3 separate regions of the Homo sapiens genome follow, and all the other regions are linked to region 1. A link is a contact called in ENCODE Hi-C or POLR2A ChIA-PET data. All regions are on one chromosome and are shown on one strand. The core of a region is the stretch at or near the end of the contact, and the rest is flanking DNA. Distances in the headings are between cores, read along the strand shown.

Evidence for each region. A loop is a pair of places that touch in the nucleus more often than their neighbours do. ChIA-PET counts read pairs that join two places held with the same protein, here RNA polymerase II (POLR2A). Pooled maps may share reads with other maps.
Region 2: a loop to region 1 is called in a pooled map, with 6 times the contacts of the local background. The contact joins the promoter of SMARCC1 here to the promoter of SLC25A20 in region 1. A Hi-C loop is called at or near these places in 5 of 50 pooled maps. POLR2A ChIA-PET finds 5 or more read pairs at or near these places in 2 of 52 experiments (MCF 10A and WTC11).
Region 3: a loop to region 1 is called in a pooled map, with 9 times the contacts of the local background. The contact joins the promoter of DHX30 here to the promoter of SLC25A20 in region 1. A Hi-C loop is called at or near these places in 2 of 50 pooled maps. POLR2A ChIA-PET finds 5 or more read pairs at or near these places in 2 of 52 experiments (MCF 10A and activated B cell).

The regions. Positions count from the first base shown.
Region 1 is chr3:48,897,125-48,900,955 of GRCh38, forward strand. It overlaps SLC25A20 (solute carrier family 25 member 20), which reads right to left and starts at 1,758. Exons shown (of 9, transcript NM_000387.6): 1 at 1,566-1,758. The coding sequence starts at 1,670. RefSeq lists an enhancer at 679-728 and a silencer at 1,309-1,498.
Region 2 is chr3:47,779,646-47,783,476 of GRCh38, forward strand. It overlaps SMARCC1 (SWI/SNF related BAF chromatin remodeling complex subunit C1), which reads right to left and starts at 2,248. Exons shown (of 28, transcript NM_003074.4): 1 at 1,958-2,248. The coding sequence starts at 2,152. RefSeq lists silencers at 1,722-1,961, 2,142-2,361, 2,772-2,821, 2,932-2,991 and an enhancer at 2,194-2,488.
Region 3 is chr3:47,801,043-47,804,873 of GRCh38, forward strand. DHX30 (DExH-box helicase 30) reads left to right here and starts at 2,096. Exons shown (of 22, transcript NM_138615.3): 1 at 2,096-2,170. RefSeq lists silencers at 1,667-2,516, 3,694-3,831 and an enhancer at 2,241-2,766.

The DNA of each region.
Region 1 (3,831 bases), core at 508-3,007:
CAGGCTTTGATTGGAGCCCACCCAGCTCACTAAGGCCAAAAACACAGCAGTCAGCAATTTGTGGTTTTGGTTTAAGCTAAAAAGAGGCTTTCTGGTTGCTAAATATGCCAGTGAGCATTTCAGTTATTTGCACTTCAGTGCAGAGGTCATCCAGTCCTTCTTGGGAGTGACATCAAGGACAAAGGTGATATGGAGGTAGGAGCAATATTTGTGTGTGTGTGAATATATATATATATATATATATTTTTTTTTTTTTTTTTTTTAAGGGCGGCCCCAGAGGCCTAGAACTAATAAGATATCTGCCTATATGGACCAAGAGCAGGAAGAAAGGCCAGACAATCGTCCCTCAGTAGACAGTGCCGCTTGGAATGACCACAGTCTGGGAAGCACTAACACATGGCATTTACCACCAGCTAAATAAACATTTGATTTCATGTTGCACAATGACCTAGCCAGTCCAGCTACTTTAACCCTGGTCTTCCTATAGAATGACCCCAGTATGAGCTCTACTTCAGGGCAGCTCCTCTCTTGGATGAAAGGCAGCAAAGAGCTTGCTGCCCAAGCTGGCCAAGAGGAAGTGCCCACAAAACTATTTCGCTGTGGAAGAAATCTGACCCAACATCCTAACAAACCCCCTCACATGGGCTTCCAATCTTTTAAAACTCATGTCTGCTCCCCACAGGCCCACCCTGGCAATGACTTGTCAATTTCCTTCACGTCTACGTCTAGAAAAAAAGTGAGAAAACTGGATGCAGCTTCGAGTGCTAAGCCATGGGGGATGGACTTTGGTCCCCAAGCAAAGCATTAATGAAGGTGTTGCAAGGGGAATAGTTGAGATATGATATGAGGAAGACCAGAGAACAATTCCTGATGAACGTCCTCCCTCCCAAGCCTCAGTCTGACCATAGCTTCCTCATCTGGGAGTTGTGAGAATGAGGCTGGCCTTGTGCAAAGCTGATCACCTTGCTTTCCGTGGAAGGGGCTCGGTCACTGAGGTCATCATTGCTTCTCACAGGGATGCCTCTGCCCAGGAGGCTGAGCAGGCCACCGTTGGGTGACAGGCCGAAGAGTGTCAAGTATCTCCCCGGGCCGGGAAAGGTGCGAAAGAGATGGGTACTCTTGCCCCAGGGGAATGTATCAAAGGACACCTCCAGAACAACCGTACCGCTCTGTCTTTAGTTGTCTTCCTGGGGCAGGCTTTACAGGGGACCTGTTTCAACCTTAACGATAATATTAGTGTTGGCTGAAACCAAAACTATGGAGAGACGTTTATTCCTTCCCATCCCTAAAGAAGTGGCGCAGGGTCAGAAGAGACTGCGGGACAGGGAACTTTACATCAGAGCTCTTGACAGGCAGTTAGAGGCTGCTCACTTTGCGCCGCCGCCTGGCTCTTTGGGGCGCAAGGTACAGCTTCCTGCCCACCCCTGAAAGAGAGATTCCCTAGACTTCTCACGGAAGCTCACACATGCCCCTCTTCTGCCCAGCGTCCGCGCCTCGCGGGGGACCATGCTTTCCGCGCCCCGCCCGGGCCTCCTCCCCAAAGCCTGCGACCCAGCCTCCCGCACCTTGACCGTGTCCAGAGGGTGACCGACGAACACCAGGCACACGCCGCCAAAGCCGCCGGCCAGCAGGTTCTTGAGCGGGCTGATGGGTTTTGGCTGGTCGGCCATGGTCAGTCCGTCTGTCACTCCGTCTGTCAGTTCTCGGGCCGTCCTGGCTTCTCAGCCCCAGCTGCAGTGCCGGCGCCGCCGACCTTTCACCCACTTTTGGGTGGGCGGGGCACGAGCCCGGGGCAGGTCGGGAGGAGGGCCCAGTTGGCACGGTAGGGCTTCCGCCCGGGGCTGCTTCCGGCCTCGGCCCCGCTTCGATGGGCGTGGCAGAGCGCAAAGCCGCATGGGCGGGGTTTGGGAGTGTGGGCCAGCGGGCCTATTCCTCCAGGAAGCCTTCCCAGACTTCCATGTTTCCTCTGAGCTCCCATTCATCCACTCACTCCAGAGAGATCAATTGCGCCCTGCCATATGCCAGGCGTCCTTCTAGGTGCTGGAGGCACCCCTGGTAGTACAACACACAGGTCCCTGTCCTCCTGGAATTTACAGACCATAACAAAGATAAATAACTAAAAAATGCATAGTGTATCAAGTAGTAATAAGTACTACGGAGAAAAATCCAGGAAGAGAGTTAGAGGGTGTGTGGGACAAGTGATTTGCAATTTTAGTTCGTTGAATAAGGGAGGGTTTAACTGAAAAGGTGACAGGATTCAAGACCTGAGAAGATGAGAGAGGGAGTTCTGTTCACACATAACAGGGTCAAGGGTGAGGAACCTTCCACCCAGAAGAAAAAGAAAATGCAAAAGCCTTGAGATGGTCTGTGCCTGACATGTTTGAGAAACCACAGGAAGAGGGAGGGTAGTAGCTGATGAGGCGACAGAGGTTTTGGAGGCACTAGAAGACAGGTTTGGGCCTGGTGTTATGGCTCATGTCTGTAATCCCAGCTCTTTGGGAGGCCAAGGCGAGAGGATTGCTTAAACCCAGGAGTTTGAGACCAGCCTGACTTATATAGCGAGACTCTTGTCTCTAAAAAAAAAAAGTTAGGCCGGGCCCAGTGGCTCACACCTGTAATCCCAGCACTTTGGGAGGCCAAGGCAGGCATATCAACTGAGGTCAGGAGTTTGAGACCAGCCTGACCAACATGGAGAAACCCCGTCTCTACTAAAAATACAAAATTAGCGGGGCATGGTGGCGCATGCCTGTAATCCCAGCTACTTGGGAGGCTGAAGCAGGAGAATCACTTGAACTTGGGAGGCAGAGATTGCGGTGAGCCCAGATCGTGCCATTGCACTCCAGCCTGGGCAAAAAGAGCGAAACACTGTCTCTACAAAAAAAAAAAAAAAAAAAAAAAAAAAAAGTTAAAGGCCCGACGCAGTGGCTCATGCCTATAATCCCAGCACTTTGGAAGGCCAAGGCAGGTGGATCACCTGAGGTCAGGAGTTCAAGACCAGCCTGGCCAACATGGTCAAACCCCGTCTCTACTAAAAATACAAAAACTTGCCAGCCGTAATGGCAGACGCCTATGCCTGTGATCCCAGCTACTCGAGAGTCTAAGGCAGGAGAATCGCTTGAGCCCAGGAGGCGGAGCTTGCAGTGAACCGAGATCTTGCCACTGTCTCTCCTCTGAAGGACGTAGAAGTCATTGCAGGGTACTGAGTGGGGAGCGACATAGTCTGACATCGTTATCAGGATCCCCCTTTGATTGCTGGGTGAAAATAGACTCCAGGGGGCAAGAAGAAACAAGGAGCCTTAAGGAGGCTAAAAGCCATGGCCAGAGATGTTGACTTGCGCCAGGGCATAACAGAGGAGGTAGTAAGAAGTGGTCAGATTCGGCCGGGCGTGGTGGCTCACGCCTGTAATCCCAGCACTTTGGGAGGCCGAGGCGGGTGGATCTCAAGGTCAGGAAATCGAGACCATCCTGGCTAACATGGTGAAACCCCGTCTCTACTAAAAATACAAACAAAAAAATTAGCCGGGCATCATGGCGGGCATCGTGGCGGGCATCTGTAGTTCCAGCTACTCGGGAGGCTGAGGCAGGAGAATGGCGTGAACCTGGGAGGCGGAGGTTGCAGTGAGCTGAGATCGTGCCACTGCACTCCAGCCTGGGTGACTGAGCAAGACTCCGTCTCAAAAAAAAAAAAAAAAAAAAAAAAGAGGTGGCCAGATTCTGGATATAGTCTAAAGAAAAAAAAATTTTAAGTTGTCAATTAATAGGATATAAAGCAGCTAGGCACAGTGGTTCACGCCTGTAATCCCAGCACTTTGGGAGACCGAGGCATACAGA
Region 2 (3,831 bases), core at 998-3,497, 1.1 Mb before region 1:
TTCCCTACCCACCCAAACAAATATCGAAGGATTATCCATGTCTAAAGCTTCTTGTAGTTGATCCCAAACTGATGCACACTGAACAGTGCGGAGAGGTAGAAATTACTGAAATTTGCCTTTTTCTACTCTCTTCCTTGATATTATTCAAAGGAATATGCCTGTAGATTATTTTTCTTTGTTAAAGCTTCACTGAATTTAAGACCCAAAGCATTGGCTAAAAGGAATGTAATAAAGAAGAATTAACCAATATTTTCATAACATATTCAATTCCATTAGCCACTTCTGGAAGCTCTATTACTTACATTTAAAAAGTGACCAATTTATCACTGTGTAAGAAAGGGCAATATTACTAAAAATCTACAGTCTAAATGTAATTTCAGAGGAGGAAAAGTCCAGACACCTAAAAATATAATTACTGTCTCTCACTTCCTCAAACTTCAGATAAGAAATGTAATTTTTCTAGCTGACCTTCAAAAACAAGAAAGAAAGAAATGATCATTTCTGGGTCTTTGGTTTTTTTTTGTTTTTTTTTTTTTTTTTTTTTTGGAGACAGTCTTACTTTATTACCTAGGCTGGAGTGCAATGGTGCAATCTCGGCTCACTGCAGCTTCTGCCTCCTGGGTTCAAGAGATTCTCCTGCCTCAGCCTCCCGAGTAGCTGGGATTACAGGCATGTGCTGCCACACCCGACTAATTTTGTATTTTTTGGAAAGACGGGGTTTCACCATGTTGGTCAGGCTAGTCTCGAACTCCTGACCTCAGGTGATCCACCCGCCCGGCCTTCCAAGCCGCGCCCGGCCAGAAATGGTCATTTCTGAATGTACCACGTGTAATGCCAAAGGAACCCAAGATCCCTGCCCATGCCTAATAACTGCCAAACACTGACAGGCTTCACTGAGCTGCTGAGGCCAAAAAAATAGGTTCCTAAACTAGTTTATGTTTTCATTCATTCAACAAATATTTACTAAGCAGCCACTAAGGGTAAGGCAATAAGTATCAGCCACGTTCCCGGATACACTGCAGTGAACAAAGCCCTTGCTTCAGTGCTATGATTCTCAATAGGAGAAAGTACAGAACTAAAGAGGGTGATAGGAAAACTTCAGAGGCTGGGGAGCCTTTTCGGCTACCTGCTTCATTACACCCTTTAAGGGAGTCCTCCTGAATATTTACACAAAAGGGAAGTTGGAAAAAAAAAAAACATTTGTTATAAACAAAGGATTAAGTCAAAACTTTGAAAACTACTGACTCGGCGGAACTTCCGTTCCAAAGGTAGGAGAAATCAGTAAATGAATAATTTCAAAATGTGGTAAACACTACGAAGAAAATAAAGGTGACACAAGAAAAGTGCTCTAATAAAAACTGGGTTCTTGGGGAAGGCCTCCCTTTAGAACACTTTACGTACAAGCGACCATCAACTCTCACGCCACACAGAACCAGAAGCACGATGAGGTAGAACCGTCGTTAATAGTTCTCATCCATCCTAGAATTCATATTGCCTGTTATTAATTAACGAATACAATCATCCCAGTCGTTTAGCAATTCAACAACAGGTAGCAAACCCCCTCGAGACTTTGAATACGCTCTAAACAAAACTTGAAGCTGCTTTTACCACGCTTGCTCGGTCTTTAGGGATCATTGTTCACACACCTAAGGCAGCTGACAAAAGAGAGAGAGTCACACTCGCTTAGTGGCTGAGCTCGACCTGCTCTGGCACACGAGACTGAGCAGGGGCTTTCACCATGGGTGCGTAGGCTCAGAGGAGAGAGCCCCGAACCCCAGTCAGGCCCCGGGATCGCGGGCGCCCAGAGCGGGCGGCGGGGGCGTGGCGGGCCCGGCGCCTGCCTTTGTTGTCCCTCGTGGCGTGCGGGGGGGAGGGGCGGCCCGAGGCCCGCGAGGCCAGCTGCCGCCTCCGGCCCCGGTCGCGTGGTCTCCCGGCCCCCACGGGCGCGCGAACCCACCTTCTTGTAGTGCTTGCCCAGCCAGACCCGCACCGAATCCAGCTGGGACACCGTCTCCGGGCTCTCCCAAAACTTGGTGGCCGGGCCCCCATCCTTCCGTCGATAAACAGCTAGGCCTGCGGCTGCCGCCGCAATCCCCGAGCCCGTGGCGCCTACCGCTGTCCCCGGCCCGCCGCCGCCCGCCGCTGCGGCCATCGTCGCAGCCCGTCGTCCCCACAGCCTGGCCCACCCCGGCCCTCGCGGTGTTTCCCGGTCGTTCCCGCGCGCACCCCCGCGCGCGTAGCCGCCACTGCCGCTTCCCGGCCCCGCCCAGCCAACCCTCTTCCGGCGCGGACGCCCGGCCCCGCCCCATCTGGGAACTGGCACTGTATCTGACGCGAGCCAGCGCACGCGCATGCGTAGCACTCGTGCGGCCGTGCCTTGGAATAGCACGTCCTGCGGCCTCAGCCGCCTCTTCCGCCATCCTCCGTAGGCTGCATTCTGCCCTAGTGAGCGCCGGTTTTTGAGCCTTGCTCTTCCCTCGCTACCGACGTCGAATCATTATGCGGTCAACAACCGCAGGTGGGTTATGTGTCATAGCCCGCCTCCGCTGGAGGGAAAAGGCCTGGTGCGAGAAATGCCCAAGGGAAAGCCTGTCTAGGGTATCGAGTGCTGGCCGAGGGCCCTGCACCCGGACTGGGACTGCGCCGGGCCCCGCTTTCCCTCAGGCCCTCCACCCCCAGCGGCCCGGCGGCATTTGTGAACAGCCATCTGGGACTCCCACGCCTAGGCTTTTCGGCTTCACAGACCTTCCACTCCCTCAGGGGTCCAGCCACAGCGGCTCATTCCTGCCCCAGGGGCCCTTGCACTGGCTCTTTCGAGACCTCAGCAGGTCTTCCCTTCTGATTTGCACTTACGAGACGCGTTCAGATTCACTGCTTCAAAGGACTTCAGAAAGTAGTTGTCAGATCTTAACAATCTTGAACAACTGTTCACACCCATACACTTTCTGCATAGCGCTCACCACGACCCGGCGTTTCTAGTTTCTCATTTACCTTCCACATAAATTACATGAGAACCTAATCTTAACTTGTTCACAGGTGTATCCTGAACACCTGAGACAAGGAACAGATGTACAGTAAATACTTGATGAGTTAATGAATGGCCCACATAGAAGCCGAAAATTTTTAAATTATTAACAAGGTATATTGGCCGGGTGCGGAGCACTTTGGGAGGCTGAGGCGGGAGGATCAATTGAGCCCAGGAGCTCTAGACCACCACACCCATCCCCGTCTCTACAAAAAATACAAAAATCAGCCAGCGTTGTGTTGCAAGCCTGTGGTCCTAGCCTCTTGGAGGGCTGAGGTGGGAGGATCCCTTGAGCTGGGGAGATGGAGGCTGCAGTGAGCTATAATCGCGCCACTCACTACACTTCAGCTTGGGCGACAGAGCGAAACCCTGTTTCAGAAACATAAAAAGTATGACTGGCCATAATGGAGTTGTGAACATAATGCTATATGATCGCAGAGAAGCAAGTAACTAATTGCTTGTGAGAACGTGACTAACTGCTGGTAAGTTTCTGAGATCTTTTAAAAATGAGGGTGTGTACATGTTTTCAGGATCTCCTGAGGGCTGTGTCACGGACAGTAAAATATATTAAATAAAAAAGTTAATAGAATGTGATCAAGAGGGCCAGGCGAGATAGCTCACGCCTGTAATCCCAACACTTTGGGAGGCCAAGGCAGACTGATCACGAGGTCAGGAGTTCCAGACCACCCTGGCCAACATGGTGAAACCCCGTCTCTACTAAAACTACAAAAATTGGCCAGGTGTGGTGGTGCATGCCTGTAATCCCAGCTACTCGGGAGGCTGAGGCAGGAGAATTGCTTGAACCC
Region 3 (3,831 bases), core at 846-3,345, 1.1 Mb before region 1:
CCAGCGTGGTGGCTCACGCCTGTAATCCCAACACTTTGGGAGGCCAAAGTGTGTGGACCACTTGAGGCCAAGAGTTCGAGGCCAGCCTGGCCAACATGGTGAAACCATCCCTAGTAAAAATACAAAAATGAGCTGGGCATGGTAGTGCACACCTGTAATTCCAGCTACTTGGGAGGCTGAGGCAGGAGAATCGCTTGAACGTGGGAGGTAGAGGTTGCAGTGAGCCGCAACCACCCCACTGCACTCCAGCCTGGGTGACTGAGTAGAGACTCTGTCTCAACAACAACAAAAAAGTGCAGTATTTTACTCTCCTAATAATTTTTTAAATGTCTTACCAAAAAAAGTAAAAATTCCTTAGTATGGCACTCCCCAACAGTTTTTCAGTTCTATTTCCTGTAAAGCTTGCACACACATCCAACCCTGTGGTCACACTGAACTACTGAATATTCCTAGGATTTGTCCCTTGTTCCACTCGTATGTCTTTGTTCACGTTCCTTTCATTTTGCCATTCAGGAGTAACCACTCCTTTCTCTGAACTCTTGGAGTACCTAATACCTCCTTTCCAGCATTTACCACTTTCCATTTCCTTCACACAATGTTGTCATCTTCTCTACTAGGCTCTAAGTCCCTTGAGGCAGGGCCTTTGTAGCCTCCACACCAGCTTAGCAACTGATACACAGAGCACTCAGATGTCCGTGCAGGGATCTCTCTATTCTCCACACAACACAGCACCATGCCCTGTTCAGATGCACTAATTATTTGAATGAATAAATGATGTTCCACCCCCACACCCCGGTCTTCTAGCCAATGTAGAGAGAAAGAAAAGAGATACATGTTGAACTGTTTGCACACAAAAGTGACGGGATATGGCACTAATTCTTCATACAGCCTCAAAGGTCACATCTTTTTTTTTTTTTTTTTTTAAGTTTCATTCTTGTCGCCCAGGCTGGAGTTCAATGACACGATCTCGGCTTACTGCAACATCCGCCTCCCGGGTTCAAGTGATTCTCCTGCCTCAGCCTCCCGAAGTAGCTAGGATTATATGCGCCCGCCACCACGCCCAGCTAATTTTTTTGCATTTTTAGTTGAGACGGGGTTTCACCATGTTGGCCAGGCTGGTTTTGAACTCCTGACCGCAGGTGATCCACCCGCCTTGGCCTCCCAAAGTGCTGGGATTACAGGCGTGAGCCACCACGCCCGGCCTAAAGGCCACATCTTAAAACCATACTCTGTAAAATCCTGACCCAGCTTCAGAGCTACGCCACTGCGTTGTTTCCTTTTGAAGCTGAATTCCACTGAACCTATACTTGAACCTTATCTAGAGGACTACAGCGTGTAATTGGGACAATCCCCTTTCTCATTCCTAAGAGGTGATGTGGCCGGGCGGACCTCCAGATTTCCAGCAACTATGACTGGCACTCTCCCCGCGACCAGCAAGTGCCACCTTGTCCTTTGCCTAACGTTGTACAGTTTACGAAATCAACGAACCAACACGTTGATTTCATCTTCCCTGCAAACTGGGGAGACAAGACAAAAATGCTCACCTCCCTAAAAAAACAGATTAGAGGGGAGATGGGGAAGAGAAGAGGCGTGGCTACGAGCTGTGGCGGGGAAGGCGGGTGGAATCCCGGAGCCCGAGCTGGAAACCGTTCCCCGCTCAGCCATGACCCGGGCTGTTTATTCGCATCAGGAGGCGCGGGTGGCTCGCAGAGGGCGAGAAGACCCTTCCCGCTTTCACACTGCAGGCAGCTAAGTCGCCGAGAAAGGCAGCAACTTGACGCCCGACCCCGCCACCCAAACCCGCTCGCTCTGCGACCCCAGAGCAGCCGGCGCCAACCCGTCCCCTTCGCGACTCCGCCGGAAGTCCCGCCTGCACCGCCGCCGCGCCCCATTGGGCCGGGTGCTGGGGCATCCCGGGCGCTGGGTGCCCCGAGCGGCTACGACGAGTCCCAGGTGGGGCCGGGCTCCAGGCCCGCGGGGGAGCGGAGCCGTGCGCCGCAGGCGGGCTCCGTGACGCCGGGTGGGGAACGCCGGGCCGGTGGCGGGACTTCCGCCACGGGACTCGGAAGGGGCCGCGCCGCCGCTGCTGGGAGTTGTAGTCCGGCCGTGGTTGGGGGAGCCGCGGCTCATGCGCGGTGCACAGAGGCTTGTTTCACATCTGTAACAACAGGTGAATTGGGCTTTTTATTCTCCCCTTTCGTGCCCTCTTGAGGAGCCTGCCGCGGCCGGGGGTGGTCGTCGTGAGGAGGGGGCCCGGTCCGACCGCCAGCCTGGCGGAGAGTGGGGCGGAGACGCCGGCGGGCCCGAGGAGCAGGCCGGGCATCCTAGGCCTGCCCGGGAAGCCGGCCCGGCCGATCCGTGGGCAGCCAGGCCTCGGCCTGCCGTTGCCATGGAGCCCGGGCGGGGGCGGGGGCCAGACCGGTCCGCCGGGGCGGGCCTCGCAGCCAGGGGCTCCGCGGAGGCCGTGGGAGAGGCCGCTTCATTGGCGCAACGACGCCTTCGCCTCGGGATGCGCCGTTTCCCCAGGCAGGGCCTGGAGGAAGCCTCCTGAGTGCCCCGAGACCTTTGTCTACTTCTCCTCCTTCCCGGTGCTGCCCGGACCGTTCGTCCAGAGGGAGGCCCGGTGCCTTCTGGCCCCCCTAGTTTGCCCCCTTTTGCACCGACCTTGTCACTGGGGGAGGCCAAGGGGTGAGGTATTCTTTGTTTGCTGGTGGTAACTTGTCCCATTTAGCAGGGGAAGACCAAATGCATGTTGGGTCCTTTGTTTGCAGTGAACTGGAGTCCCAGGGGTCCTCAGAAACCCTAAGCCAGGGATATGGCATATCTAGTCGTTGTGTAGCAACATTGGTCACTTGAATTATGATTTTTCAAGGCAGAGGCTGTTTCACTTTACAACCCCACTCCATGAGGGTTTGCCATACACTAGCAGGTAGACTGCAGAAGGCCACTTACAGGCTTTCAACCTGGTTTTAGTTGCAGCTTATGGGCCAGAGTGAAATGAGACGTTGTCTGGTGATTTCCCTTGAAGTTTCTTGCAAGGTGGTAACCCCACTGTCATTGTGGGTTTTAACTACATCTTGTAATTTACACTTAAATCTTAGAGATTTAAGGCGATGTGCAGAAACTACATCCTTTGCTGCGTTTTCTACCGGTGTTGGCTCTTTATCCCTAAAAGATAGTTGCTCTTCAAGTGTTTTAATTTATGTAGCTGTGATACAAAGTTTTATTAGGGCCGGGAGCGGTGTCTCACGCCTGTAATCCCAGCACTTTGGGAGGCCGAGGCGGGTGGATCACCTGAGGTCAGAAGTTTGAGACCAGCCTGGCCAACATGGCTAGACCTCGTTTCTACTAAAAATACAAAAATTAGCCGGGCATGGTGGCGTGCGCCTGTAACCCTAGCTACTTGGGAGGCTGAGGCAAGAGAATTGCTTGAACCCAGGAGGCCGAGGTTGCAGTGAGCCAAGATCGCGCCATTTCACCCCAGCCTGGGCAACAAGAGCGAAACTCCTTCTCAAAACAAAACAAAACAAAAACCACACACAAGTTTTATTAGCTGTTGGACCTTTCTTGCCCCTTTCAGCCTTTGAAGATAACAGTATAATATGTCTCAAGGAATGAACCGTAGTACATTTAGGCAACAGCATAATATCCTGGAAATAAGAAAATTAGCCTAGTATAAGCATGGAGGGTTTTGGAGTCAGCATGCTTCAATGCTGATTTCCATCTGCCCTGAGGCAGCTATGGGATCTTGGGCAGGTTGTGTAACCTGTGCTTCAGTTTTCTTCTCTGGAAAGATAATTCCTACCTCACTGGATAGTTGCCTGGATTAAA